Linked DNA regions of Homo sapiens: region 1 is linked to region 2. The links are chromatin loops, found by intact Hi-C in ENCODE. Cell type or tissue: endothelial cell of umbilical vein. All regions are shown on one strand. Each heading gives the region's core, and the rest is flanking DNA. Links, peaks and the distances in the headings are about the cores only. Region 1 holds the start of C6orf147 (chromosome 6 open reading frame 147). Region 2 has its middle 210 kb from the start of KCNQ5.

What was found. Peaks named below come from ENCODE experiments on the same cell type or tissue, not always from the same donor. Only the 100,000 strongest peaks of a DNase experiment are listed, where the experiment ranks them.
Region 1: it touches region 2 in a loop (10-fold over the local background); 43 of 110 quality-filtered maps call a loop at or near these places.

Annotation. Positions count from the first base shown.
Region 1 is chr6:73,306,800-73,322,433 of GRCh38, forward strand. C6orf147 (chromosome 6 open reading frame 147) reads right to left here and starts at 3,579. Exons shown (of 5, transcript NR_027005.4): 1 at 3,507-3,579; 2 at 2,753-2,929. It overlaps LOC122539213 (KHDC1-KHDC1L), which reads right to left and starts at 3,360. Exons shown (of 7, transcript NR_173146.1): 1 at 2,753-3,360. It also overlaps a transcript of KHDC1 not described here. RefSeq lists enhancers at 589-1,216, 2,878-2,947, 3,468-3,727. In endothelial cell of umbilical vein, for the core only: a CTCF peak has its summit at 3,599 (motif pointing left); DNase peaks (open chromatin) are centred at 3,232, 3,482 and 3,572; H3K4me3 peaks cover 1,263 bases; H3K27ac peaks cover 1,183 bases.
Region 2 is chr6:72,403,466-72,419,361 of GRCh38, forward strand. No RefSeq gene overlaps it. Among named protein-coding and RNA genes, the nearest start is that of KCNQ5, 210 kb to the right of the region's middle. In endothelial cell of umbilical vein, for the core only: a CTCF peak has its summit at 8,911 (motif pointing right); a DNase peak (open chromatin) is centred at 8,906; H3K27me3 peaks cover 358 bases.

The DNA of each region.
Region 1 (15,634 bases), core at 1-8,000, 900 kb after region 2:
AGATCGAGACCATCCTGGCCAACACGGTGAAACCCCGTCTCTACTAAAAATACAAAAAAATTAGCCAGGTGTGGTGGCGCACGCCTGTAGTCCCAGCTACTCAGGAGACTGAGGCAGGAGAATCGCTTGAACCCAGGAGGCAGAGATGGCAGTGAGTTGAGATTGTGCCACTGCACTCCAGCCTGGGTGACAGACCAGGAAGAAAGAGAGAAAATAAAACTTTCACTTAAACCCCCAAACACTGTGAGAAGACACAACTACCTTTTGAAAATGTTTTTCCTTTTACCCTGGAAAGAACACTGATCAACACTAAACTAATGTAAATTATTTATTATATAACCATTAGAGCAGCCGGGCAAGGTGGCTCATGCCTGTAATCCCAGCACCCAGGAGGCTGAGGCGGGTGGATCACGAGGTTAGGAGTTCAAGACCAGCCTGGACAAGATGGTGAAACCCCGTCTCTATTAAAAATATAAAAATTAGCCAGGCGTGATGCCGGGCGCCTGTAATCCCAGCTACTCGGGAGGCTGGCAGAGAATTGCTTGAACCCGGGAGGCGGAGGTTGCAATGAGCCGAGATCAGGCCACTGCACTCCAGCCTGGCGACAGAGCGAGACCCTGTCTCACAATAAATAAATAAATTAATTAATTAATTAAATAAAATCATTAGAGCATTATTTAAAAGCTGGAGTTTGCAATTACTTAAACCATTACAGATTTAAGAACAATTGCCCACACACACATCCATTTCCCTGTCCTCATCTTTCATGGCACAAACAGAACTGGGGTCTTGGCCTCTTGATCCCCAGGCCAGCAGGCTTTCCGCAAGCAACGCCGTCCCTGCCTGAGATTCCCTCAGGCCCCAGCCTTAAACGGAGTGCCCAGAGGCCCATGAAGAACCGTGCAACCGCCTGGCTCGTGCTCTGGCTAAAAAGAGAGCAGCTGATCATATGCATGCCTTGTGGAGATGACCCTAGAGCTCTGATTTTTCAACAGCATGCATCCACATCACCTGGAGGTCTTCTTAAAACACGGGTCTCTGTGCCTCACCCCCAGAGTTTCTGATTCTGTGGATGTGGGGTAGGCGACAGAGTTTGTTGTTGTTGTTTGTTTGTTTTTGAGACAGAGTCTCGCTCTGTCGCCCAGGCTGGAGTGCAGTAATGGTGCAATCCCTGCTTACTGCAACCTCTGCCTCCCGGGCTCAAGCGATTCTCCTGCCTCAGCCTCCCGAGTAGCTGGGATTACAGGCACCGCACCACCAGGCCCAGCTAATTTTTTTTTTTTTTTTTTTTTTGAGACAGAGTCTGGCTCAGTTGCCCAGACTGGAGTGCAGTGACGCGATCACGGCTCACTGCAAGTTCCGCCTCCTGGGTTCACACTATTCTCCTGCCTCAGCCTCCCGAGTAGCTGGGACTACAGGTGCCTGCCACCACGCCCGGCTAATTTTTTGTATTTTTAGTAGAGACAGGGTTTCACCGTGTTAGCCAGGGTGGTCTTGATCCCCTGACCTCATGATCCGCCCTCCTCGGCCTCCCGAAGTGCTGGGATTACAGGCGTGAGCCACCACGCCCTGCTGCAATTTTTGTATTTTTAGTAGAGATGGGGTTTCACTATGTTGACCAGGCTGGTCTTGAGCTCCTGACCTCGGGTGATCCACCTGCCTCAGCCTCCCAAAGTGTTGGGATTACAGGAGTGAACCACCGCGTCCGGCTTTTTTTTTTTTCTTTTTGGACAGGGTCTCACTCCGATTGCCCAGGCTGGAGTGCAGTGTCACGATTTTGGCTCACTGCAGCCTCGACCTCCCCGGGCTCAGGTGATCCTCCCGAGTAGCTGGAACTTCAGATGGGTGCCACATAGCCCAGCTAATTTTTCATATTTTTTTGTAGAGACGGGGTTTCACCATATTGCCCAGGCTGTGACTTCTGGGCTCAAGCGATCCTCCCACCTCGGCCTCCCAAAGTACTGGGATTGCAGGTGTCAGCCACCGCACCCGGTAGAGTTTTTTGCTGTTGTTTTTTGTTGGTTTGTTTTTTGTTTTTTTGTTTTTTCTTGAGACGGAGTCTCGCTCTGTTGCCCAGCCTGGAGAGCAGTGGCGCCATCTCGGCTCACTCCAACCTCCTTCTCCCAGGATCAAGCGATTCTCCTGCCTCCGCCTCCCTAGTACCTGGGATTACAGGCACGCGCGCCAGGCTAATTTTTGTATTTTTAGTAGAGATGGGTTTCACCATGTTGGCCAGGCGGGTCTGAAACTCCTGACCTCAAGTGATGGGCCTTGGCCTCCCAAAGTGCAGGGATTACAGGCGTGAGCCAACGCGCCTGGCAGTTTGCATTTTTAAGGAGTTCTCAGGTGATGCTGATTCTGCTGATCGCGGGACTCCGCTTTGAGATCAGCTCTCCTAGGGTATCTAAGTGACGGGGCAGACCCGCAAAAGAGATTTAGTGGAAGATGGCCCCCTAGAGGAGCTGGCCTGGGATTCCTGGGACTTCTAAACCTACAGTGCACAAATGTCCTAGATTTTCCACCTTTGGTTGCTTCTAGCCACAATCTTCCTTCCCAACCACATCTTGCCCTTTCTACTCACAAACCAGGAGGCACACCCAGGGTTTTTTTTAACATGGTGATTTGCAGAACTGTCCTAGGCCTTCAGACTAAGGAGCTGGAGTGATCCTGAAAGATCCCGGAAGCGAAACTCGCCTTTCCGGGCACCTGGGTGAAGGAAGCTTTTCCTACCAGGGCCCCTAAAGCCACTCACCTCGATTTCTGCGGATCCAAAGGTGGAAAGACACTGTCCCGATCAGGAGCATCGCAAGGGTCTGGAGAAAGGGCCATCCATAAATGAAGATCAGGACTCCGTATTCTGAGACTGTTTCAATCACAAATAAGACTCGGAACAGCCTCTGGAAGGCCGACAGCATTTCGCGTTTCTGGCCTGGGAAAGTAAGGGTGCGCTAAGGCACGAGTAGTACAGCTCCTCCCGCCACCGCAGAGCCCGCCGGCGGGAAGAGACCAGACACCGACGGAGAAGCGAAGTTCAGGACGCGAAGGAAAGGGCCACTTCGGGTCGGGGTCAACCCAGACTGGACCAATGCACAGTCTAGGTGGATTAACGCGCCACCGCGAGAAGTGGGCACGGGACCACATGCGGCTGGCAAGACGTCCCAGGGCTCAAGCTCCAGGCTCGGTCACCAAACAACGGTGATAACATCCACAACGCCACGTAAACCATCTTTGGGCCTTGATCGTTTTCCAATAACCGACTGAACTGAGGGCGTGACCAAACGACAAGAACCGGAGGAGAGGACCCGGAGAACGGAGCAGCATCCCGCCGCCCGCCTCCAGGAAAGCCCGAGGCACTGTAGCAGGAGGGTCTGGGCTCCGCGCCTTAATTACACCGCCCTGGACCCGCCTCTTCCGCCGCTCGCTCCTCTGACCGGCACCCGAAGGTGCTGTCCCGCCCACGGACTCGCTCACACTCCGTTTCTTCGATCCTTTAGACGACTTTTTACCGTTCAGGGATGCTCTCCGTTACCGCCTCTGCCATTTGGTTGCCCTCCCTGCGGTCCAAGGGCCTGGAACACTCCCCAGGGCTGCCAGGCCAGCGCTTTCCAGGGGCTCCAGCCTACAGCGCCGCCACCTGGGGCTGGAGCCAGAAACGCAGGGGCCGGGGGCTCACCGGCTGCCAAGTAGAGGGCGTCGAAAATGGGGCTGGGTGTGTAAGAATGCTTGTGATTTTTGCACACTGATTTTGTATCCCGAGACTTTGCTGAAGTTGCTTATCAGCCTAAGGAGATTTCGGGCTGAGAAGATGAGGTTTTCTAAATATACAATCATGTCATCTGCAAACGGACAATTTGACTTCCTCTTTTCCTAATTGAATATTCTTTATTTCTTTCTCCTGCCTGATTGCCCTGGCCAGAACTTCCAACACTATGTTGAATAGCAGTGGTGAGAGAGGACATCCCTGTCTTGTGCCAGTTTTCTAAGGGAATGCTTCCAGTTTTTGCCTATTCAGTACGATATTGGCTGTGGGTTTGTCATAAACAGCTGTTATTATTTTTAGATACGTCCCATCAATACCTAATTTATTGAGTGTTTTTAGCATGAAGCGCTGTTGAATTTTGTCAAAGGCCTTTTCTGCATCTATTGAGATAATCATGTGGTTTTTTTTCTTTGGTTCTGTTTATATGATGGATTATGTTTATTGATTTGCATATGTTGAACCAGCCTTGCATCCCAGGGATGAAGCCCACTTGATCATGGTGGATAAGCTTTTTGATGTGCTGCTGGATTTGGTTTGCCAGTATTTTATTGAGGATTTTTGCATCGATGTTCATCAGGGATATTGGTCTAAAATTCTCTTTTTTTGTTGTGTCTCTGCCAGGCTTTGGTATCAGGATGATGCTGGCCTCATAAAATGAGTTAGGGAGGATTCCCTCTTTTTCTATTGATTGGAATAGTTTCAGAAGGACTAGTACCAGCTCTTCCTTGTACCTCTGGTAGAATTCGGCTGTGAATCCTTCTGGTCCTGGACTTTTTTGGTTGGTAGGCTATTAATTATTGGCTCAATTTCAGAGCCTGTTATTGGTCTATTCAGGGATTCAGTTTTTTCCTGGTTTAGTCTTGGGAGGGTGTATGTGTCCAGGAATTTATCCATTTCTTCTCGATTTTCTAGTTTATTTGCATAGAGGTGTTTATAATATTCTCTGATGGTAGTTTGTATTTCTGTGGGATCAGTGGTGATATCCCCTTTATCATTTTTTATTGCGTCTATTTGATTCTTCTCTCTTTTCTTCTTTATTAGTCTTGCTAGCTATCAATTTTGTTGATCTTTTCAAAAAAGCAGCTCCTGGATTCATTGATTTTTTGAAGGGTTTTTGTGTCTCTATCTCCTTCAGTTCTGCTCTGATCTTAGTTATTTATTGCCTTCTGCTAGCTTTTGAATGTGTTTGCTCTTGCTTCTCTAGTTTTTTTAATTGTGATGTTAGGGTGTCAATTTTAGATCTTTCCTGCTTTCTCTTGTGGGTATTTAGTGCTATAAATTTCCCTCTACACACTGCTTTAAATGTGTCCCAGAGATTCTGGTATGTTGTGTCTTTGTTCTCATTGGTTTCAAATAACATCTTTATTTCTGCCTTCATTTCATTATGTACCCAGTAGTCATTCAGGGGCAGGTTGTTCAGTTTCCATGTAGTTGAGCAGTTATGAGTGAGTTTCTTAATCCTGAGTTCCAGTTTGATTGCACTGTGGTCTGAGAGACAGTTTGTTATAATTTCTGTTCTTTTACATTTGCTGAGGAGTGCTTTACTTCCAACTATGTGGTCAATTTTGGAATAAGTGCGGTGTGGTGCTGAGAAGAATGTATATTATGTTGATTTGGGGTGGAGAGTTCTGTAGACGTCTGTTAGGTCTGCTTGGTGCAGAGCTGAGTTCAATTCCTGGATATCTTTTTTAACTTTCTGTCTCATTGATCTGTCTAATGTTGACAGTGGGGTGTTAAATTCTCCCATTATTATTGTGTGGGAGTCTAAGTCTCTTTGTAGGTCTCTAAGGACTTGCTTTATGAATCTGGGTACTCCTGTATTGGGTGCATATATATTTAGGATAGTTAGCTCTTCTTGTTGAATTGATCCCTTTACCATTATGTAGTGGCCTTCTTTGTCTCTTTTGATCTTTGTTGGTTTAAAGTCTGTTTTATCAGAGACTAGAAATGCAACCCCTGCCTTTTTTTGTTTTCCATTTGCTTGGTAGATCTTCCTCCATCCCTTTATTTTGAGCCTATGTGTGTCTCTGCCCCTGAGATGGGTCTCCTGAATACAGCACACTGATAGGTCTTGACTCTTTATCGTATTTGCCAGTCTGTGTCTTTTAATTGGAGTATGTAGCCCATTTACATTTAAGGTTAATATTATTATGTGTGAATTTGATCCTGTCATTATGATGTTAGCTGGTGATTTTGCTCGTTAGTTGATGCAGTTTCTTCCTAGACAAACAGCCAAATCATGAGTGAACTCCCATACACAATTGCTTCAAAGAGAATAAAATACCTAGGAATCCAACTTACAAGGGATGTGAAGGACCTCTTCAAGGAGAACTACAAACCACTGCTCAACAAAATAAAAGAGGACACAAACAAATGGAAGAACATTCCATGCTCATGGATAGGAAGAATCAATATCGTGAAAATGGCCATACTGCCCAAGGTAATTTATAGATTCAATGCCATCCCCATTAACCTACCAATGACTTTCTTCACAGAATTGGAAAAAACTACTTTAAAGTTCATATGGAACCAAAAAAGAGCCCACATTGCCAAGTTAATCCTAAGCCAAAAGAACAAAGCTGGAGGCATCATGCTACCTGACTTCAAACTATACTACAAGGCTACAGTAACCAAAACAGCATGATACTGGTACCAAAACAGAGATATAGACCAATGGAACAGAATAGAGCCCTCGGAAATAATACCACACATTTACAACCATCTGATCTTTGACAAACCTGACAAAAACAAGAAATGGGGAAGGGATTCCCTATTTAATAAATGGTGCTGGGAAAACTTGCTAGCCATATGTAGAAAGCTGAAACTGGATCCCTTCCTTACACCTGATACAAAAATTAATTCAAGATGGATTAAATACTTAAATCTTAGACCTAAAACCATAAAAACTCTAGAAGAAAACCTAGGCAATACCATTCAGGACATAGGCACGGGCAAGGACTTCATGTTTAAAACACCAAAAGCCACGGCAACAAAAGCCAAAATTGACAAATGGGATCTGATTAAACTAAAGAGCTTCTGCACAGCAAAAGAAACTACCATCAGAGTGAACAGGCAGCCTACAGAATGGGAGAACATTTTTGCAATCTACTCATCTGACAAAGGGTTAATATCCAGAATCTACAAAGAACTCAAACAAACTTACAAGAAAAAAACAAACAACCCCATCAACAAATGGGCAAAGGATACGAACAGACACTTCTCAAAAGAAGACATTTATGCAGCCAACAGACATATGGATAAATGCTCATCATCACTGGCCATCAGAGAAATGCAAATCAAAGCCACAATGAGATACCATCTCACACCAGTTAAAATGGTGATCATTAAAAAGTCAGGAAATAACAGGTGCTGGAGAGGATGTGGAGAAATAGAAACACTTTTACACTGTTGGTGGGACTGTAAACTAGTTCAACCATTGTGGAAGACAGTGTGGCGATTCCTCAAGGATCTAGAACTAGAAATACTACTTGACCCAGCCATCCCATTACTGGGTATATACCCAAAGGATTATAAATCATGCTGCTATAAAGACACATGCACACGTATGTTTATTGTGGCACTATTCACAATAGCAAAGACTTGGAACCAACCCAAATGTCCATCAATGATAGACTGGATTAAGAAAATGTGGCACATATACACCATGGAATACTATGCAGCCATAAAAAATGATGAGTTCATGTCCTTTGTAGGGACATGGATGAAGCTGGAAACCATCATTCTCAGCAAACTATCGCAAGGACAAAAAAACCAAACACCACATGTTCTCGCTCAGGTGGGAATTGAACAATGAGAACACTTGGACATAGGAAGGGGAACATCACTCACCAGGGCCTGTCTGTGGGGTGGGGGGACGGGGGAGGGATAGCATTAGGAGATATACCTAATGTAAATGACGAGTTAATGGTTCCAGCACACCAACGTGGCACATGTATACATATGTAACAAACCTGCACGTTGTGCACATGTACCCTAGAACTTAAAGTATAATAAAAAAAATAAAAATAAATTTAAAAAAGAAAATGGGGCTGGGGTGTGGGCGGCAGAAAAATGGAACCCATGCATCCTCTGAGGAAGCCAGGATCCATCCTCAAAGCCCCGGAGCTCCCAGGCCGCCTCACTCTGCCTCCGGTCCGCGCTCCCCCGCCCTTCTCGGGAACCTGCGAGCAGGCACTGGGCCCGGCGGCGGGACTCAGACCCATGTGGGCGACGCGCCTTCGCGGGCTGTCGGCTTAGCTCGTGACCCCCTAGGAGAAAACTGAGGCTCCCGGGACCAGAACAGATGAGTTTGGAGAGGAGGGAACTTGAACTTGGGTCCAATGCTCGATGGCTCCAAGGTCCGCGCCGTCCCTACCATAGCAGATTCACCGTTCGAGCGTTCCATTTTACACACACGAATCCGCGCGGGGCAGGAGGAACAGAGCGCAGATACGCGGCGGCAGCGGCTTCGCTGGGCACTGGAAGGCCGGTGGGCTCCTCCCGGGCCACCCTCTCCCCGCCCAGCACACTCAGGCGCCCGCCTCTGCTCTGCGCCTCGGCTGCTCCAGGTGCTGGTGCCAATGTATAGCCTAGGCCTCTCTCGCTTCTCCGACCCCTGGTGTTGGGTGTCCCCTGGCGATCGCGGGAACCCTCAGAGCAGCGGAATGGGATCTGTGCGGGACGGAGCGCGAGCCCCAATCCCTGTGGCTTTAAAACTCCCCGGCGCTTAGGTTATTCGATGCCCACCAGCCTTACCGATTTAGGTAAAGGAGTAAATAAATTGGCACCTGTAAGACAAGAGTCTCAACTACAGATAGTGGCAGGACACTGCAGCTCCTGACTTACAGCCCTGAATTTGGATGGCTCCTTCACAATTCGCCAGAGCTGCTAGGAGGAGCGGGGACGTGGGAACAGATAGGGAGGTAGTATGTGGAAGAGTAAGTGCCAGGAGGACCTTGGTTAGAGCCCTGACTTGGCCATTTACAAGTTGTGTGATCTTGGACAATTTACTTTTGTGAGCCTGGGTGTTCCAACTTGAAAAGGAATATAATTATTTTTTCCTTGCAACAATGGAGGTGGGGAGGTAGTATTTGAGTGTACTAGGCATAAACTAGTATGGGCATTTTGCATGTTAGGGTTTCACTGGAAATGCCTCCTTTCTGACTGCCCCCTATACACGCACACACACACAATCTATTCTGTTCCCTCAATGGTGAGTAAGGAAGGATAGAGGAAGCCTCTTTCCTCTTAGTGTACCTTCCTTGTCACCTTGCATTTACAATAGCTACTTCTAGGCACTGAACCATATTTTTAAAGACTCTTCTCCTCTCACTGTTGCTTGATGTTACATGGATTAATAGGTATAGGATCCAAGGTTCAGGGCAGTCAGAGAGTTTTATAGACATATTTTTTTTCAGTTATTTCAAGGTCAGACACTAACCCTAAGGCAACATAAGGCATACTAATTAGAGCAAGGAATTTACCCCGAGATCCATGCTAGCTTCATGAACTCTATGCTTGTTCGTTAAATATGCATATATAGCTTTCAGCATACTATCTAAGGCAGTGCTGTTCAATAGACGTTCCTGCAGTGATGGAGATATATATAAAATTGTGTTGTTCAATATGGTAGCCACTAGCCACATGTGGCTGTTGAGCTCCTGAAATGTGGCTGGTGCTATGAGAAATTGAATTTTTAATTTTATTTAATTTTAAGTAAGTTAAATTTAAATTGCCAAATATGACTAGTAACTAATGTATTGGACAGTGTAACTCCAAAGAATTCATTACCTTCCTTATCTCCCCAAAAATAGTAAGCACAGATTTAAAACTTAGCAAATTTTGTCATAAACCTTGAATAGACAACCAAAAGCCAAATAAAATATTAAATTGAAACTGGAATCCTTTCAATATTACTCCCTACTGAATGAATTGTGGACCCAGCTTTGCAAAAGAATAACAAGAAGAAAAGCTAAGATGAGGGGAGATGGTGTTCGAAATGATGATTGGGTCTGGGCACAGTGGCTCACACCTGTAATCCCAGCACTTTGGGAAGCAAAGGTGGAGGCGGGCAGATGGTTTGAGCCCAGGAGTTCGAGACCAACCTGGGCAACATGACGAAACCCCGTCTCTACAAAAAAAATTTAAAATTTTTTTTAAAAATTAGTTGAGCATGGTGGCATATGATTTTGGTCCCAACTATGAGGGAGGCTGAGACAGGAGGATCGCTTGAGCCAGGGAGCTCAAGGCTTCAGTGAGCTGAGATCATGCCACTGAACTCCAGCCTGGGTGACAGAGTGAGGCCCTATCCCCCCCAAAAAAAAAAAAAAAAAAAAAATGAGGACTGGGGAGGTACTTGCTAGCTTTTTCTTTTGTTATGCATGTTACAAAGGTCCACAAAATGGCTTACAATTACAAAGGTCTCTTTTTCTTTTATATTACTCATCTGTAAGCTGTCTTTACTCTTGTACCCAGTGAATGTAGCAGCCCCATCTAGGACATGCCAGTCTTATGGCAGAGGAGAAGACATACACTTCTGTGATATGAAGCTTGGTTATGTAACAAATGGAGAGAGAAGTATATATACTTCTTCCTCAAAGAGGGGGAACGAAAGAAGAATTAAAGAAAACAGCCTGCATGTCCATCATAGAAAATGAGTTAAATAGAGCCATACAATATACTAGAGAGCAACTAAAAAATGAACTAAAACTGTGATACATCCATATGATATAATATTACTCAGCAATGAAAAGAATTAAGCTATCAAGCCAAAGAAAGGCATGGAGGAACCTATATTGCTAAGTGGAAAAAGCCAGTCTGTAAAGGTAACATACTGTATGATTCCAACAATATAACATTCTGGAAAAGGCAAAAATATTAGGTTGATGCAAAAGTACTTTATACAACCTAATATAAGTGATAGTAAAAACATCAGTGGTTGCTAGTGGCTTGGGGAAAAGGGGAAGGATGAATAGGTGAAGTGCAAGATTTTTTAGGGCAGTGAAATTATTCTGTATCATATTATTAATGGTGGCTACATGACATTATGCATTTATCAAACTATAGAACTTTATAACACAAAAAGTGGACCTCAATGTATGCAAATTAAAAAGAAATCATTTAGGAGGTTGGGAGAACCCAGACAAGAATTCAGACTCTGGCCAGGCACAGTGGCTCACGCCTGTAATCCCAGCACTTTGGGAGGCTAAGGCAGGCAGATCCTGAGGTCAGGAAATCGAGACCATCCTGGCTAACACAGCGAAACCCTGTCTCTACTAAAAATCCAAAAAATTATCTGGGCATGGTAGCAGTCGCCTGTATTCCCAGCTACTCAGGAGGCTGAAGCAGGAGAATTGCTTGAACCCGGGAGGCAGAGGTTGCAGTGAGCCGAGATCGCATCACTGCACTCCAGCCTTAGTGACAGAGCAAGACTCTGTCTCAAAAAAAAAAAAAGAGAATTCAGACTCTGACAGGGTACTCTATATTATAGTTACGTTAAACAACACCCTTAAAGGGGCAGGGTGAAAGTGCTGACATAAGTAACTTTGGAAGTGAATGGAGTTGGTAAGACTATAAGCAAAAAAAAAAAAAAAAAAAAAAAAAAAAAAAAAAAAAAAAACCTGCACGTAAGAACTGTACTCTAGTTGATAAAGTTAAATCCTGATATAGTAGTCCCTCATCATCTGCAGTTTCTCTTTCACAGTTTCAGTTACTGACAGTCAACAAGAAGATAGGTATGTACAATACAATAAGATATTTTGAGTGAGAGAGACCATATTCATGTAACTTTTATTATAGTATATGTATTAGTCCATTTTCATGCTGCAGATAAAGACATACCTGAGACTGGGAAGAAAAAAGTTTAATGGACTTACAGTTCCACATGGCTGAGGACACCTCACAATTACAGCAGAAGGCAAAAAGCAGCAAGTCACAACTTACATGGATAGTGGCAGACAAAAAGAGCTTGTGCAGGGAAACTCCTGTGTTTAAAACCATCAGATCTCATGAAACCAATTCACTATCACGAGAACAGCATGGGAAAGACCCCGCCCAAACCATAATTCAATCATCTCCCACTGGGTGCCTCCCACCACACGTAGGAATTATGGGAGCTACAAGATGAGATTTGGGTGGGGACACAGAGCCAAACCATATTAGTATATTTTATAATTGTTCTATTTCATTATTGTTAATCTTTTACTGTGCCTAATTTATAAATGAATCTTACATAGGCTGGGCACAGTGGCTCTTGCCTGTAATCCTAGGACTTTGGGAGGCTGAGGTGGGCAGATTGCCTGAGCTCAGGAGTTCAAGACTAGACTGGGCAACACAGTGAAACACTGTCTCTACTAAAATACAAAAATTGGCCAGGCGTGGTATCACAAGCCTGTAGTCCCAGCTACTCAGGAGGCTGAAGCAGGAGAATTGCTTGAATCTGAGAGGCAGAGGTTGCATTGAGCCGAGATCACACCACTGCACTCCAGCCTGGGTGACAGAGCAAGACTCCATCTCCAAAAAAAAGGAAAGGAGAGGAGAGGAGAGGAAGAAACTTTACCATAGGTATGTATGTATGTTTGTATAGAAAAAACAGTATATATAGAATTGGATACTATCCATGGTTTCAGGCATTTGGGGATATTGGAATGTATCCCTCACAGGTAAGGGGGGAATAATGTACTGCTATACAAAAATACTGCAATTGAATAATTAAGTAAATGGTTGGTGGATGGTGGGAGCCAGGTTTCTCACTGTTGGATTGGGAATTTACAGATAAGCAATGATCTATGATCTATACCACATAGAATGATATATGTGGTCATGGATTAGAGTTGGAGATATCAGTAAGAAATCATTTTTAATTTAATAACACAGTGAAACACTGTCTCTGCTAAAATACAAAAAAATTAGCCAGGTGTGGTGTCACAAGCCTGTAGTCCCAGCTACTCAGGAGGCTGAGGCAGGAGAGTTGCTTGAATCCAGGAGGCAGAGGTTGCACTGAGCCAAGATCACGCCATTGCACTCCAGCCTGGGTGACAGAGTGAGACTCCATCTCAAAAAAAAAAAAAAGAAAAAGAAAAAAAATATTTCTATATACACAGGTTAGTAAACACACGTATATTTCTTTTTTTTCTTTGAGATGGAGTCTCACCCTTGTCACCCAGGCTGGAGTGCAGTGGCACGATCTCAGCTCACTGCAACCTCCGTCTCCCAGGTTCACGCTATTCTCTTGCCTCAGCCTCCCAAGTAGCTGGGATTACAGGCGTCCGCCATCACACCTGGCTAATTTTTGTATTTTTAGTAGAGACAGGGTTTCACAATGTTGGCCACATATATTTCTTTGCTCTGTCAGAGGTGGCCTAAAAGAACCAACACCCTGGTAGCAACAAGCACACCTAATACTCAGATTTTGGTTTCTAATACCATTTTCCATTAAAGGAACTCCTTGGAGAAATGGCTTGAGGACTGGGCAAGAAATATACAAAATAAGCCTGGAGCACATTATAGTACCAGAAAATAAAGTGCTCAAAAAAAAAGTGATGGAGTGGCTGGGTATGGTGGCTCATGCCTGTAATCCCAGCACTTTGGGCAGCCAAGGCGGGTGGGTCACTTGAGGCCAGGAGTTCAAGACCAGCCTGGCCAGCATGATGAAACCCCATCTCTACTAAAAATACAAAAATTAGCCAGGCATGGTGGTCCACACCTGTAACTCTAGCTACTCTGGAGGCCGAGGCAAGAGAATCACTTGGACCCGGAGGCGGAGGCTGCAGTGAGCCAAGATTGTGCCATTGCACTCCAGCCTGGGCAACAGAGCAATACTCTGTCTCAAAAAAACAAAAGAGTGATGGGGGTATGTCAAAGGAACAAAAGAAGCAACGGAAAAAGCTCTCAATAGCCAAAGCTGGAATAAGTTTTTGTTTTGTTTTTTTTTTTGAGACAGAGTCTCATTCTGTCACCCAGGCTGGAGTGCAGTGGTGTGATCTCGGCTCACTGCAACCTCCACCTCCCACGTTCAAGCGATTCTCCTGCCTCAGCCTCCTGAGTAGCTGGGACTACAGGCGCCCACCACCATGCCTGGCTAATTTTTGTATTTTTAGTAGAGACAGGTTTCACCATGTTGGCCAGGCTGGTCTCGAACTCCTGACCTTGGGATCCTCCCGCCTCAGCCTCCCAAAGTGCTGGGATTACAGGCGTGAGCCACCGTGCCCAGCCTGGAATAATTTAAAAAATAAAGTATTGGATTATACCAAAAATGTAAAATGAATATCAACGATCTGAGAATGAAAGTGCATTTTTAAAAAAGAATATCCACGAGTTCATATCAGTATAAATAAATCCACAAATTAATATATGAAGAAAAGATGAATCTCCTGTGCAGAAAAATCTTAAGTAAATAAGTAGATACTTCATCCTAAGAGAGGAAGAGCATAACTCCTCACTCCTTAAGTGTAGGCAGTGCCTGTTGATTTTCTTCAAAAGAATACAGAATGGAGAAGGGGTGGGGAAGAGTAACTTTACAGTGGAGAATCCTGACAAACGCTACCTTAGCCAGGTGATCAATGTGAACAGTCATACAACATGCTGATAGTGTGCACCCTTGATATGATGTGATGAAAATGGTACTTTAGGCCAGGCGCAGTGACTCACGCCTGTAATCTTAGCACTTTGCGAAACTGAGACGGGCAGATTGCTTGAGGCCAGGAGTTTGAGACCATCCTGGCCAACATGGTAAAACCACATCTCTACCAAAAATACAAGAATTAGCCCAGTTGGCCGGGCGCAGTGCCTCACGCCTGTAATCCCAGCCCTTTGGGAGGCCGAGGCGGGCGGATCACGAGGTCAGGAGATCGAGACAATCCTGGCTAACACGATGAAATCCCGTCTCTACTAAAAATACAAAAAAAATTAGACGGGCATGGTTGCTGGCGCCTGTAGTCCCAGCTACTCAGGAGGCTGAGGCAGGAGAATGGCGTGAACCAGGGAGGCGGAGCTTGCAGTGAGCCGAGATCCCGCCACTGCACTCCAGCCTGGGCGACAGAGCGAGACTCCGTCTCAAAAAGAAAAAAAAAATTAGCCCAGCATGGTGGTGCACAACTGTAGTCCCAGCTACTCAGGATGCTAAGGCACAAGAATCGCTTGAACCCAGGAGGTGAAGCTTGCAGTGAGCAAGATCATGCCACTGCACTCCAGCCTGGGTGACACAGCAAGACTCTCAAAAAAAGAAAAACAGTACTTTATCTCTGTGATCTTCCTCTCCAAAAATCTAAAATCTGAGTCTAATCATAAGAAAAAAATCAGGCCGTATGTGGTGGCTCACATCTGTAATCCCAGCACTTTGGGAGGCCGAGGCAGGTGGATCACCTGAGGTCGGGAGTTCAAGACCAGCCTGACCAACATGGAGAAACCCCGTCTCTACTAAAAATACAAAAATTAGCCGGGCGTGGTGGCACCTGCCTGTAATCCCAGCTACTCGGGAGGCTGAGGCAGGAGAATCTCTTGAACCCAGAAGCCAGAGGTTGCAGTGAGCCGAGATCGCACCATTGCTCTCCAGCCTGGGCAACAAGAGCAAAACTCCATCTCAAAAAAAAAAAAAAAAAAAAGAAAGAAAGAAAAAAAGAAAATCTGAGTAAGTATGAACTTTATCACTATTGATTCTTAATTGTAAGAAATGTATTTGTTAACTATGTATATGATACACTTAATAATATGGGATGTTATTAGGCCAGGCGTGGTGGCTCCTGCCTGTAATCCCAGCACTTTGGGAGGCCAAGGCGGGCAGATCATGAGGTCAGGAGTTCAAGACCAGCCTGGCCAACATAGTGAAACCCCGTCTCTACTAAAAATACAAAAATTAGCCAGGTGTGGTGGCATGCG
Region 2 (15,896 bases), core at 4,311-12,310:
TCGCCTCTCATGAAACACTTGGTAAGCACTACTTTCATCTTGCATTGTAGTAAAATAACTTTTGTGATCTAGTCTTGTCTTTCTAAGAGCTCTTAACTTTTTATAGACCACGCTGGCTTTAACTTGTAAAGCAAAGTAAACACAGTTACATCAACATAAAATTTGAGGCAATAAAGAGTTTGGAGACATGAATGCATCAGTTATTTATAGTTTTTAAACAGTTGACTGAATTTTACCCTATTAAATCATCCATTTGTTTGGTCTACAAGACACAAGATTATCTGTTAGGCTGGGTCAGTAAGAGGCAAAAACAACTGGTCAGTTCAATTTAAAACAGTCAGATTTAAAGCTGTTTGATGCGCGTGCATTAAGAAAGCTCAGAGCTGGGTGAGGCCAGGAGAAAAGTCTGCCACTGAAACAGGTGATGAGAGTGGGCTTCAGAATTATTGTCTAGACAGAAGGAGAAGAGCAGTAATCTTGCTTCAAACCATATAAAGCTACCCGGTGTTGGGATTTCAGAGCCTACAGTCATGGGAGGAAGGAACCTGAGGAAAGGCAATTTTGCTAAGTCTTCATGGTTTCTTGCTGACTCTGACAACTTATTTCTTGAAATCCCAGCCCCATATGTATCCCAGATAATATATTATCTGATTATACTTAACCAACATTATTAAGAATTTTGTTAAGTACTAGGTATTAAGTACTTAGAATATAAAGTAGCCCTGTATTAAAGTAGCTCCCTGTGTATTGAAAGAGATCATTATATATATATAAAGAAATAATTATGATAGCATACAGTAAATCCTCAATGTCATTAAGTTCTGAGAAACTGTGACTTTAAGTAAAATGACATATTAAAAAAACTTTTTTTTTTCCTCTGTCAATGTTATCGAGGACCTGCTGTACATTGTTTCACTTAAAATCACAGTTTCCAAGATCAGGTGATTAAGTTAGTCCAAGTTAGGACTTACTGTATTTGATTTGTATACAAAGGCTATGGGATTATATTTACTCCCTCACAACAGTCCTATGAGGTAAGTATAGGACCCCTATTTCTCATAGGAGGCTCTGTAGCTTAGACAAGTGAAGCAACAAGCTAAGGTCACATATGCTGAGAGATGAACCAAAGTCTGACCAACTCGGGATCCTGCCATGCTAAGTGCTCTTTGTCCTCTACTAACTGCTGACAGTTAAGCTACATATTAAAGAATGAAGAGTTCACGAGGTGAGAAAAAATCCTAAGCTATTTCTCTGTGACGAGGCAGCTCCTGGCCAGCTTGGTCTCCCACAAGTTGCCTGAACGACTCTGCCTTACGATGGGGGTGGGGGATAGGAAAAGGAGGCAGGTGGGCTCTTCTCCATTCCCTGAAACCTCTTTGTAAGCCTCTCTCTCTCTCTCTCTGTCTCTCTCTCTCTCTCTCTTCCTCCCTCTCCCTCTCCCTGCTCTCTCTCCCCCCTCCCCTGACCACTCACCATTTGCACTATCAAACTTCATGAATACATAATATGCAGACTTCAGGAACAGTTTGAGTAAAGGAGATAGAACAAAGAATTATTCTTTAAATTTTCAAAAGTAGTTTTGTCTACCCTGCCTCCTCCGATTACCCCACCTGCTGCTCATTAATAACCCCAGTCTAGGTTGTCAGACCCAATAAAACAGGGGTCTCCAATCCCTGGGCCACGGACTGGTACTGGTCTGTGGCCTGTTAGGAACTGGGCCACACAGCCAGAGGTGAGCCAGGCAAGTGAGCTCTGCCTCCTGTCAGTTGGCAGCAGCAATAGATTCTCATAGGTGTGTGAACCCTGTTATGAACTGTACATGGGAGGGGTCTAGGTAGCGTGCTCCTTATGAGATTCTAATGCCTGATGATCTGTCACTGTCTCCCATCACCCCTAGATGGGACCATCTAGTTGCAGGAAAACAAGCTCAGGGCTTCACTGATTCTACATTATGGTGAGTTATATAATTATTTCATTACATATTATAATGTCATAATAGAAATAAAGTGCACAATAAATGTAACGCACTTGAATCATCCTGAAGCCATTCTCCCCCTGGGTCTATGGAAAAAACTGTCTTCCACAAAACCAGCCGCTGGTGCCAAAAAGGTTGGTGACTGCTGCTCTATAGCTCTTACCACAGAACTCCTTTAATTAAAGTATATACCTATCTTATCACATACTTGGTGGTCAATTGGTTTTTGTAAATGTAAATGTATTAGTTGGATTAAAAAAACCCACAATTGTCCCATCATCCCAGCAGAATCTCCTTTGGATCATCTTGATCCATGCCTAATGCTGAACAAATATCTCTGACCAGAAAAATGAAATACCTTGATAGACAGGCTTGTGTCAAGAGTCCAGCCCTGGATCTAGGAAATCCAGGCAGTTGCACCCAAACCACATAGAAAAGTTAGGGTAGTTCTCCCAAGGCAATATGGATGCTACTAGAAAAAAGAGAATGCTTCTGCCTTAGAGAAGGACATGTTGGGAAAGTTGTGTCTGCTCTAGATCCATTTTTTCTCTTCTCTCAAGACCTAGGAAAGGTGGGACAAAAATTCTCAAGATTGGCCACATCCAACCACACTCACTCTGATGACACTCATCTTCTCCTCTCTTCCAAATTATGGAGCCACTCATCTGGTGCCTTAAATATTTCTAAGACTCCAGACTGACATTTTGAGGAATATGGCATTATAATTATATCTATAGCACGCAGGAAGACATACGGCTAACATAAAATACACTAAAACATATCTGTTAAATGGAATAATAATAACACCTACCTCATACAATTATTTTGAGGATTAAAGTAAATAGTAAATATTACATTTTTAGGACAAAACCTGAATTCATAGTAAGTGGCTTAATAAATGTTAGCACCTATAACCATTATGCATAAACCTAACTTTGTGAAGTCTAAGTTAACCTTGTGAAGACTTCATATGAACACAAAACTCTTGGACAAATCTGGCCTTCATTTCCTGATCATTTATCTGATCCACCACCACTGATACAATGTCCCTTTCCAGTACTGGTAGATAAAAACAGAGGAGGATTTGTCGTCTGTTCAGGTGATAGGAGTGCTAATTTCAATAGCCCATATCACATAATGCTGTCTTCAGGCCATTCTGTGCATCTTTGTCTTCAGGCCATTCTGTGCATCTTCAGTAGGGCTGGTTGTTCCTTCCTTTTCTAGACCAACCTTTGCATTTAGTGAGCACCACCTCTTAGAAGCAGACAGAGAACACCCTCTCTGACCCAGCCCAACAGAACGAGTCTAGCTTTAGAAAATGTGCTTTCTAACCACCATTTTCAGTGCCATTTCCTGGATGATTTCATTAGCAAGCCTCACAATCTTTCTGTTCCAGAAATTCTCAGCCTCTCAAGGTTCTCTAACTGCCTTCTGCAATGCAAGGTTCCCAACCTATTCTCTACCTGCAAATCTGCTCCCATATCACTGAATTCTCCCCAATTTCTCCAGGAGCAGAGGAACTGAGTCGTTTCACTGAAATTACCACCTTTTTCTTTCTCCTTTTCTGTATAGTCAGTCTAGGTTCTCTCTTCAGATGCTGGATCATCTCTTTCATCCTCCTTTGCATGTACTTTAATTCTATCACTCCTTTCCCTATTTATGTCCCGCAACATGCAACTGCGGCTTTTCTGATTATGTGTGTTATCTTATCTATTCATTCCTCTGCATTTTCCAAGTTCTATCAATACATAAAATCATCAGAAACCACACGCCTACATCACTCTAGCTTGTTCCTGCCATCATGTTCACTCCACCCTAAATTCATGTTTTTTCCTAATGTTTTGCCTTTGGTTTTCATTGAGTGTTTATTAAAGATGCTTCTTGCATTGGCTATGCGTTTCTGTCAACTATTTTTTCCAGTATGTCACTGAATACTTTTTGCAAATATTTTTGTATGATTGTTTTACATTTTATTATTTAGTGTCTGCAAAAAGAATTTTTTTCTACTGAGTGGTTGTGTTTTCTTCTACTATAGAGTTCTTTTTTAAGACAAAATATACTATTCTTTATTTTTATCATAGAACAGGCATTTTCAGTCTGTTAAAAAGTATGGAATGGGATCAAGTGTAATTTTAGAGGCTTCTCATGTTTCTTTTTTTATTCCAACTTTTATTACAAGTTAAAGGGTACATGTGCAGGTTTATTACATGGATAAACTGCATGACACTGAGGCTTGAGGTGTCAGCAATCTCATTACCCAGGCTGTAAACATAGCACCCAACAAATGGCTTTTCAGCCCATGGCCCCTCCCTCCCCTCACTAGTGATCTCAGTGTCTATTGTTCCCATCTTTATGTTCATGTGTATTCAGTGTTTAGTTCCCACTTATAAGCGAGAACATGCAGTATTTGGTTTTCTGTTCTTGCCTTAGGTCACTTAGGATAATGGCTTCCAGCTCCATCCATATTGCTGCAAAGAGCATGATTTCATTCTGTTTTATGGCTGCATAGTATTCCATCATGGTGTATATGTACCACATTTTCTTTATCCAATCCACTGCTGTTGGGCACTTAGGTTGATTCCATTGTCCTTGCTATTTTGAATAGTGCTGCAATGAACATATGGGTGGATGTGTCTGTTTTGATAGAATGAATTCTTTTCCCTTGGGTATATACCGAGGAGTGGGATTGCTTCTACCATAGGGCACTTAACTTTTCATATGCTTTGGTTCCCTTTGGTGCCTGGTGATACCTATAGACTCCTTCTCAGAATAATGAAGTTAAACTCCTTTAAAAAGTACATAGGAGGAAAATGAAGCCAATTATATTGAAAGAGTTAAAAACATTTTAACAACAAATTTTTGGTCTGGCGTGGTGGCTCACACCTGTAATCCCAACACTTAGGGAGGCTGAAGCGCGCGGATACTTGAGCCCAGGAGTTTTGAGAGACCAGCCTGGGCAATATGGCAAAAACCCATCTCTACAAAAAAAATAAATAAATAAAAATTTTAAAAAAAGCCAGGCACGATGGCACACACCTGTAGTCCTAGCTACTTGAGAGGCTGAGGCTTGCAGATTGATTGAGCCTGGGAGGGAGAGGCTGCAGTGAGCCTTTGTCACACCACTGCACTCCAGTCTGAGTGACAGTGAGACCCTGTCTCAAAAAACAAAATAAAACAAAAATTTGTCATCTAGCAATACATATGACTTCTTTACTGAGGTATTAAAAGAAATCTAGTGACAGGTCCAATAACTACAGTGTTTTTGAAGCTGTGATGAGCATAAATACTAGTTGATATTATGAATATGTGTGATTCTGTACTGACAGCAAGGTCACAGGTACTACTATGCTATTGTGGTTTCTTACCTACAGTGATAAATGAAAGAAATTTTAAATTACAATTAGAGATTAGAAAAAAGAAAAGATGCACTTTTTTCTCTTTTAGTTCACAGACTTCCTGAACTCCTGCCTGGGACTATTGCAGGAATAGTATAATAACCCATTATACGAGTTTAATTTACCCTGTCTCTCCAGGACTTTGTAAAACAATTATACTCTCACATCAATCATAAAAGAATTCACAGCTAGTATGTATTTTTTCTTTTTATGATTTATTCCAATAATGTTATTATGAAACAGCTTCTTGAAACTCTTTGTAAATCCCTTTGAAATAATTCAAGTTAAAAATAATGACATAAACAAGTAGCTTAGTGTATGGCACAGGGACTGTACACAAACACAAGATGGTAGAATGAATGCACAACACAGAAACTGAGGACTCCACATTGTTCTGGATCACTGCTGTTCAGTCTACAAAAACTCAATCTCCTTTTCATAAATCCCAAAGTTTCACCTCCAACTCCCAAAACAGCTAGTTATAATGCTAAAGGGATCCATAGCTATTTCTTCAGTTGAGAATCAAAATAAAGTCTATGATTTTGTTGCCCCTAGCCAGGATTTTCTTTCATGCTAGCTTGTATTCTAAAAACAACACTTTTGTTTTGTGTGGCTTCTGCTTTTCTTTGGTCTAATTTCACCATCTGACATAGTTTGGATGTCCCCTCCAAATCTCATGTTGAGATGTAATCCCCAGTGTAGGAGGTGGGGCCTGCAGGGAGCTGCTTGGGTCATGGGGATGGATCCCTCCTGGCTTAGTGACGTCCCCACCACAAAGAGTGAGTTCTCAGGAGATCTGGTCCTTTAAAAGTGTGGGGCACCTCCCCCTGCCCTTGCTCCTGTTTTCCCCATACGAAGTACCAGCTCCCACTTTGCCTCCCACCATGAGTAAAAGCTCCCTGAGTCCTCCCAAGAAGCAAGCAGATGCCTGCACCATGCTGCCTGTACAGTCTGCCGAACCGTGAGCCAATTAAGTGTCTTTTCTTTATAAATTACCCAGTCTCAGGTATTTCTTTATAGGAATGCAAGAATGACCTAACACGGTATTATATCAAATATATTGTTTGATTTCTCAACCATGTACACTAAGGTGGAGACTTCTACACTGGAAGTATAATAATTGGGCTCAATAAAATTGCAAGTAACCAATATGAAGTGCTCTATGACACACAAATTAAAAAAAAAAACACTCCTATTTGAAGGTTTTTTTTCTAAATCATAGCAACAGTAAATTTTAAAATTACAAATTAATTTTGACTTTATAAATCCACCACCTGTATTTCTGGCAGTTAAACTATTGGAGTCCCCTTTTCCTTGGGGTTTTCTTATCCTTCTGAAAGCAGCTACAGGCTGAAGTAAAAGTATTTTCCAAGATGTTCTTTTGTAAATGTGTAACCCCCCGATGACATAAAGCAAAGTGTGCATGTTGAGTTTGGAAGGGTTGGAGATTTGAGAGCTAGAAGGGTAACAGAGGGGAAAATGTCTAGAAACAGTGGAGGGATAAAGGGCAACTTGGATCAATGGGGAATCCTGTCTCATTCCATAGTAGAGCAATAGCTCAACAATGGTCAGGCTATATCCTAAAGCCAGAGAAACAGTGGTCAGTCATGGTTCAATTTCACTTTTGTGCTCCAATGTTAGAACTAAGTTTTTCAAAAATTTATGACAGGTCACCAAGTTATAAAGGAAATGGTTTATGAGAGCTGGTTCCTGTACTGTAAAACAATTTCCACTTACTCTCCTCTCTCTCCCTGAATTTCATCATCTCCCAAGTGCCCCCCACCCCCAGGCTCTCTGCTTTTTGATTCTTCCATTCTGAAGAGGAGAAGGCAGATCTTCCCCTGCATTCTCTGCCAAGGACTCACCCCCTGCTCACTCATCTGCGTTCTGCCACCACAACTTCATAGGCAGCTAAGATCAGTGCTCAAATTTTAAAGTTGCAACCATTTACCTTGGGATCCTGTTAAAATACACATTCAATTTTAGAAGTCCAAGATGAGGCCTCAGATAATGCATCTCTAACACACTCCCAGGCAGGACCTATTATGTCATTTACGAGGTCTAGTACAAAATAAAAATCTGAGCCCGCATGTTAAAAAATTCTTAAGATTTTCAAGATAGCAACAGCAGAGCGTGAAGCCAAGAGCAGGCCTCCTGAGTGCGAGGGCTGGTGTGACTGCCCAGGACCCAGGCCTATGAAGCCGGTCCCACCTCCAAGTGATGCAGGGGTTGGAGGAGCTCAGTTTGCACAGAAAGATTGAATGCCCAGGCCTGGAAAGCAGAGCCTTGTGACGGGCCACACTTTCCACTGGCCTTTCTATCTACTAAGTAAAACCAGCAAAAACACTCATGATTTTTCAGTCTAGATCTCTGATTCATCGATTAAAATTGATAAGTTGGTGACCCTAGAGTAATGCTCCAGAAATGCACTTCTTTTTCTTTAAAACACTCTTGATGAAAGCTTTCCAATTATAAAGAATTAAGAAACATTCTTTGAGCCTTTCTTTAGACAATGATGGAAGAGGAAGGAGGCAGGACAAATGGGAAGGCCCCAGAACCTTCACTCTTGCTCTGAGCTTTGCTCTGTTTGACGATTTTATTGGGGGTAGGTGAAGGGGGATGTTGATGCGGGTCAGTCAGGCAAATTTCACTTTTGTGAAAAGATAGATGGAGACTAAGAAAGATAGATTCTCTCCCTCTCTCTCTCTTTTTTTTTTTTTTTTTTTTTTTTTGAGACAATATCTCGCTCCGTCACCCAAGCTAGAATGCAGTGGTACAATCATGGCTTACTGAAGCCCCAAACTTCTAGGCTCAGCCTCAGCCTCCTCGGTAGCCGGAACAAAAGGCATGCACCACCACACATGGCTAGTTTTTAAGTTTTTTTTAGAGATGGGGGTCGGACTATGTGGGCCAGCCTGGTCTCAAACTCCTGGCCTCAAGCAGTCTTCCTGCCTTGCCCTCCCAAAGGGCTGCGATTACAGGTGTGAGGCACCACACCAGGCCTGATTCTTTTACTCTAATAGCAACCACAAACCAAATATAACTCTGAGCTACATAAATCCTCTTTCCTAGGAAATCAGGCTATCAGAACCCTAGTTGTTGGAGAGTTAAACAAAGTTCTACCACTTTAGGGTTGGATTGCCTCTCAGTTCCAAAGGTAACAGGAAGCCCAGTGTCAGGGTATCACCTGGCCTCCTGCAATCCCAACCCTCCTCACCTTCCCACGCTGGACTCCTCCCTGTTAGCTGCCATTAGGGCATCAGATGGATAGGAAGTAGGAAAATAGGAAATTCAAAATAGTGTATCTAGTGGCATGTTCTCACCTCCTAGGAGGCTGTGAAATATTTGTGAATTTCCCCTGCTTTATTAACAGGCAAATAGCAGTTGTATTACCTGGTTCTTCTCAAAATTTAGTTTAAAAAGAAATCTCACTCTGCCACACTAGCATTTGGCTCAAAATTATGAACAAGGGTTTGTCTGCAGGCAGGGGCCTCAACCCTGCCCTCTGTTGGTGAGAGCTAGAACCTCATAAAATAAGCGGGTGTAGTGGCGCATCTCAGCCACAAGATGGCAGCAGTGCTTCGTGCAGGTCCGAGAAGACGCTGAATGCAGAGGGATCTTTTGAGAGTCAATGCTGATGCGCTAGCCTTCAGTAGGGAAAATTTAACTAGGACTGACTAAACCTTAAGGTTAAGGACTAATCTTGTGGGGCAACTGCCTTTTATATGGTGTAAAAATATCTGCTTGAGAATACAGTATAAGTATTTTATAATTATATGCATACTCAAATCTTTTTCATCTTTATCTCCACCAAGAATCAATCAAGAGGTTTTGTTTTGGTGAATGAATTCTGAGTTTTGACTCACCTCCCTTGAGATTATAGGTTCATTTCCAGTCCCCAGGTGTGTGTGGTCAGAGAATCTCTGTCGTTTCCACTTATGGAATAAAGTTGCCCTGTCCCTGGGACCAATGCCACCATGCTCAAGCACAGCCATGTGTGGACAGGCCACGCCAAGGCCAAGTACCCGGGACAGGGGGGCAGAGAGGAGGCATGAGCAGCAGGGAGAGAACTTCTCAAGGCTGGACCATGAGCCACCACTGGAAGGTGCGTAAGGGGCTGCGCACTCTTTCCGGGGGCTGCCACAACAAAGTACCCAAAGCTTGTGGCTTAAAACGACAAGAACTTCTTTTTAAAACAAGAACTTATTTTACCGTTCTGGAGGCCAGAAATCTGAAATCAAGGTGACAGCAGACCCACACTCCCTCCAAAGGCCTCAGGGAAGAATGCTTCCTGCCCACTCCCAGCTCCTGGAGCCTACTGGCACTCCTTGACTTGTGGCAGTAGAACTGCAGTCTCTACCTCCATCCTCACATGGCCTCCAGGTGCCCCCTCTCTTCTTTTTTGATCTCTTATAAGGACGTTTGTCATTGGACTTGGGGCCCACCCTAAGTCAAGGCCTTCTCATCTCAATATCCTTACCTTAATTATATCTGCAGTGACCTTTCTTCCAAATAAGATCACATTCAGATGTTCTGAGTGGACTTTTATTTTGGGATGGGGGTCATCATTCAACCCACTACAGGTGGGAGGTAGGAGATTCCTTGACACCACTCTAATTATTCTCACCATGATTATGGAATTTCAATCAATGTGGAGAAAAGCCAGTAAACATCAGGACAAAGCAGCAAAGTTCACCTGACTATGAATGTGGGAGCTTCTAGAGATGCATCATTGGCAAAGGCACCCTCTCTCCCCAGAGATGTCTCTTTGAACCCCTCTGTGGAATCTGTGAAATAACTCCCTAGTAACTTGAACCCACTAGGATTTACAGCATTTCAAAATGTGTGTGATTAATAACAATCTAATAACGACACTCTAATTTGTGTACAAATACCATAATATTAACAAAAATACTATAATACAAACATATTCTAATTCAATTAGTCTTTTGTGGTGAACAGGTATGAGCAATTGGATCTATAACCTCATAGTTAATGAGATTATATAACTATATACCATTGGGCAGAAAAAACTGTGATAATGCTACCTACCCTGCTTGCCTAAGAGAAATGTCTATCAAAGTGTTTTTAAATATATAAAACCCTCTAAGAATGAAAGGTGTGCTTTTCTTTCTCGTCCACTTCTGCAGCACATACAGGCGTGTGTGAGTATGTGTAAACAACAAACACTGAACCTGATCCCGTGCGACTCAAAGTCCAGTCCTCTGACCAGTAGCACCAGCAACAGCTGGGAGCTTGTCGGAAATACAGACCCTCAGGTCCCGCCCCGAACTGACTGAATCAGACTCTGCTGTTTAACAAAATCCCCGAGTGATTCATAGAGATACTAAAGTTTGAGAAGCCCTGCTCTAAATAATCTCGTTTGGTAAGTTTTATTCACTAAAATGGGAGTCCTAAATATTTTTCTCATAATTAGCTCCATAGGAAGCATCAGGTGTGAGCAGTGGTTGGCACAGGGAGAGAAAGAAGGCACTTTTACCCAGTATGTGGTCCTCCTTTGCTGACAATCCACCCTCCTTCCCCAGCAAACCAGATTATGAACCTCAGGAGCAGTGCCTGACTTAGACATCAGTTGGGTTCACCTTTTATGACTATGAAAGATCAATGGGGCTGCCCTGATTGAGGAAGAGTAAGTACTGTGATCTTGACTCTGGCCTTTTAATGTGGCATTTTCCAAGACAACTGAAAAAGTAACTGCAAGGGCGTGCCAGAAACATTGGTTTAAAAAAAAAAAAAGGAAAGGGAAAATATTAAAAGATAAGAAAGACAAAAGAGCCCATTGGAGAATCCTTTGATTTTTCTCACCCCTGATTCCTTATAGGAACAATGTGAATAATGATAACATTCATCTCAATCAGGTAAGACCCCTGTTGTGAAAGCATTCCGCTTTGAGGTGCCCAGATGGAAGGTGCTTTACAAATAGAGAATGATGGCAGCTGGGTTGGCATTTGTGTGGTCGCTTACTATTTAAAAGCAGAGAGTGCCTGACAGTGCTGCAGGGTTTCACTTGGTCCCACTGTGGGTTGGCGAGCTCCCTGGCTGGGTCCTGGTTGCCAAGGAAACTGCTACAGAAGAGATTGAGACTGTCTGGGTTCTTGGTTGATTGGTGGAGCTGAGAGCAGCATTTTATATAAGAAATACGTATTTTCAGTGACCAGAGCAAAAGTAAATAATGGCTACTAGAAGGAATCACATCCATCTTCTCCAACAGAGTTCATTTGGATAGAAACTCTTAGCAATGAAGAAGTAGCCTTCTCAGGAGCAATAAATAGGACTTAGAAATCTCCAGCTCAAACTTATGTGCTCTATGGGGAGCCATTGCCTTAGCTGGGCACAGGAGTTTTATCATCCTCTTTTAGGCAAACCTGGGAATGTAATGACTAGGTCAGCCTCAGATCACATCCTTGCCGTATGTTGGCACACCACTGATTAAGGACAGCAGAGAAATGCTGTCTTGCCATCTTTTCTTAGAGGGGGGACAGGATTTGTATGTGGCATTTGTTGATCTTGCTCACTGCGCATCTGTGAACTTTTCTTGACTGCCTCCCAGGTAACATCAGCTATTCCTCTGTGTTCCCATAGTACAATATTCAAGTCTTTATTATCACATTCTACTACAATTTGTCGGGGGGTGGAGAGGGATCTACTCCTTTTACCAGTCAAGTAATTTGCTTAAAGTCAAAGATTATGTTTATTGCTCTATTACAAGTGCCTGGCACAGTATCTAACATAGCAGGTCCTCAATAATTATTTGAGTGAATTGCCTGCCCTTAGTGTAGGCTGAGTGAAGGTTGAGCAGACACAACAATGACTTTTTCAGAAAACCTCAATGAAGCAGAAACAACACAATCATTATATGAAAGACATACTAATCGCCAGTAGTTTACATAGTTATTGCATCTAACTTTCGTATTCCTGCTAAAGCTGTAAGGTACGTAGCATTGCCCACACTTACAGGAAAAGACAGTGTATCCCAGAAAGGTTAAGTAAGTGACTTTGCAGGTATCACAACTAGTCAGTTAAGGAGCCAGTATTTGCATCCAGGTCTATCTGATTGCAAAGCAGTGTTCTTAGCCATCATGCCAGGCTATCTCAGAGCCTTCTAATGAATCATGTAGAGCCCTGCATATGGTGTTCCCCAGAGTTGAAGGACACAAGCCCCTTGCAATGATAGAACTGTCCTTGGTGAAAAGGCATAAGGTAAGATAACAGGTTGGATGGGATTCAGCTGGGACCTAAGATGTGTGCATAATGTTAACAGCACAATAACAGAGAAAAGGTATGCTGGGGGTCAAATCCAAGCTCCAGAAATTACTAGCTTTGTAGCCTTTTGCAAGGAATGAAAATACTTTGTTCTTCAGATCCCTCATCTCCAAGTTGAGGCAAGTTAATATTATTTTCTTAGAAGGAAAAATTGTAAGAATTTTAAAACAATATTTGCAAATGTGCATAGTACAGCTCCCAACACATAATGCCTAATGAATTATCACCATCATCTTTACTATCAATACTATCATGCTCATTATAGGTGTTATTTTCATTATATAAAGTGTTTCACTTAAAAGCCTAAGGAGCTGCCCAAATTTAAGCATAATTTGAATATCATTGCAAAACCACCTCCTTTAAAAGGTTAAAGAAGCTGGGAAGATGTTACCCAAGAGAAGAAAGGATTCTGTCTGGTCAGTTGACATTCTCATCACAACCTGCCAACAATCCATTGTGAGGTTTGCATAAGTCATTTGACGTCATTGCCACAACTGTTAAAGAAGGTAGTAAAAGTGAAGGATAGTTTGAAAACTACAAAGAACCATACAGAGGTTCTTACTCTCTGCTTGTCAACTAAAATTCACAAAAACATTTCAGTTTTTCTTCCCTTTTTAAGACAGGTTGGGATGCCTTTGGGTCTCCTTACCTAGCCACACTCTCCCCACCCCTCCGCTGCCCATGGCCACTAGCTCGTCAGGGATAAAGAGAGGAGAGAAATGTGTATTCTTTCCATTAAACTCATGATTAAATAACAACATTTTAAGGATGAGGTCTGCACTTTCTATTTCTTGGTGGCTTTTCTAATTCTGTAAATATGCTGACATGTCTTTATAGGTAGAAGACTCTCTATGGCCTGGAGAAGCTATCCTCAAGTCATTTGACAGCCCAGGAGGCATATGTTGTAGTTACTTCACAACCACCAGTTGCTGGAGACCACAGTTAGAGCCAATCAGCAGGTTCTCTGAAGGGTGGGAGCCTCCTGATTGCCAATTTGTAGTATTTGCTGCCAAGGCTCTCTGTCCTCTTCAGATCAGCTTTCCCGGACCTTATTGTTTAACAGGCATTTGTGGCAGTAACAGTTCTCCAGTTACTGTGTTTTTCGGCTGTCATAAGACCATGGTCTTGTGGATGCTGCGTCAGTGTTCATTTTAATTGGACATCTTGATAACATCCACAGAACACAATTATCCAGTCTAGGGATGACCTACTTCCTCCTAATAGCTTCTTGAAAGCCACAGTTCCATGAAAGCTGTGAGATACTAAATTTGTGTTGTTTTCAGCCTCTAAATTTTTGGTAGTTTTATGCAGCAATAGAAAATAATATAATAACTGATGCGCACTCTCCAAAACTTTCAAGGTCATGAAAGACAAGGAAAGATTGAAGGCCTGTCACAGATTAAAAGAGAACAAAGAGAAGTGACAACTAAAGGCAATGTGAGATCCTGAGTTGCACCTGGGGACAGAAAAATACATTAGTTGTATAACTGGTGAAATGTAAATACAGTGTGTAGTTTAATTAAAAAAAAAGAAAAAAAGAAAGCCACAGTTCCAGAGCCTGTTAACTTTTATTCTATGGTGTTTATCCAGCTGAATTTCCTTTCCTCCCAAATGTTCTGTAGCTGATGGGATCTGTGTAAATAGAGATACTTCAGCTCAAATATTCATTCATTTTACTCAGTTAATGAAACCTCTACCTTTGCAGTTATCCAGTTATTAAGACGACAGCCCTGCTTGAGATTCTTGCTGCTTTCCATAGACAATTCCAGAAAGGCTGCAATTATAAGCAGTACAGTCTGAACGTGCTCAGCACACTCGGGCTGTCTAGCTTTGAACCAAACAGGCTTATCTTGGCTTAGAAAAAGAAGCCATAAACAGAGACAGAAATGCAGTTAAAGCATTATATTTAGCATTGCATATGCTTAGGTCAAAATCAACCTTCCAAAATAGTAGTGCCAGAAATTCATTTTAACTCCTGAAATGTGAGTGAATCCTAAAATGTTAAAGCTGGAAGGAACTACTCATTTTATAGAGGAAGTAACTAGGTCTAGACAGGTAAAATAACCTTTTAAGCTCCTCACTGGTGACAGAGCCAGCACTAGAACCCATTTATCATGAAGCCCAGTACCACCCCCACTAGTGTCTTAGAGACTCGTTTTTGTTTGCCCATTAGAGTTAATAAATGGTTCAAACTGTTCACAGACATTATCTCATTTGATTGGCACACATGTTGTATTGATTTCTATATAAAGACCTAGTAAGTGAAATAGAAGAATCCTGAACTGTTTTACAATTCCCTCTTCTCCACCTCTGGAGTTCACTCCTCAACTGGAAAGATCTCAATTTGAATCCATTTGTGTAATGTCAAAACGCCAAAGCCACATATCCATGTGCACAGAGGTAGCTTTGCTCTCTTGTTTTTCCTTGATACAGGCACAGGGATTCAGTGTAATCTGAGCAGGCTCAGGAGAATTATTCAGTGACAGATCCACAAAGGAAGCAAGGCAAAAAAGAGAGCACATGGGAGAGATTAGTTTGGAAGTGACTCTGTTGCTTATTCCTGGCTTTTGCTGACATTCAGAGGGATTAAGACAGCATGAAGGAAGAATGACTAACACAGCCGCCTGCTCGCCTCAGAGGGTGCAGCTCTTGTGGGTCTCTGCATTGCAAGAGGAATGGAAGGCGGGTGTTCAGGGCAGCAGGATCCCTGGGGAGGAGCCGAGTCCGCAGAACTGCCCATGGTCTGAGGGTGGTCAAGAGGCCTGGATCCCTATCTGGGCCCTGCCACAAGCTTGGCCGAGTCATTTACCCACCCAGAACAGCTCTCCTCACCTAGGACGTGGGAGAGTTGAACCATATTGGGGTATTAAACATCATGATTACTAATATTACTACTATCATTATTATTATTATTATTTGCAAATAAGAAGATGAACATGAAAAAGAGATTTTTTTAAATACATGGACTGACTTCGGCGATTGAGTGGGTGAAAACACTCCCACTGCAGGCGCTCCCCTGCCTGGGTCCCTGGAGCAGCCCCTGCACGCTCTGTTGAGCAGAGTCTGAAAGCGAAGAGCTGGTCTTTAAGGGTCTCTCATTTCTCATCTTATATTTTCACTTCCATGTAAATCCATCCTTTGTGCCAAGTACCTTCTAACACATCACCAGGAGGGTGAAGGGAATGCACACGCTCCACCTCATCCTGTGATCTCCAGAGTCAACTGAACATCCCCATCCAGAT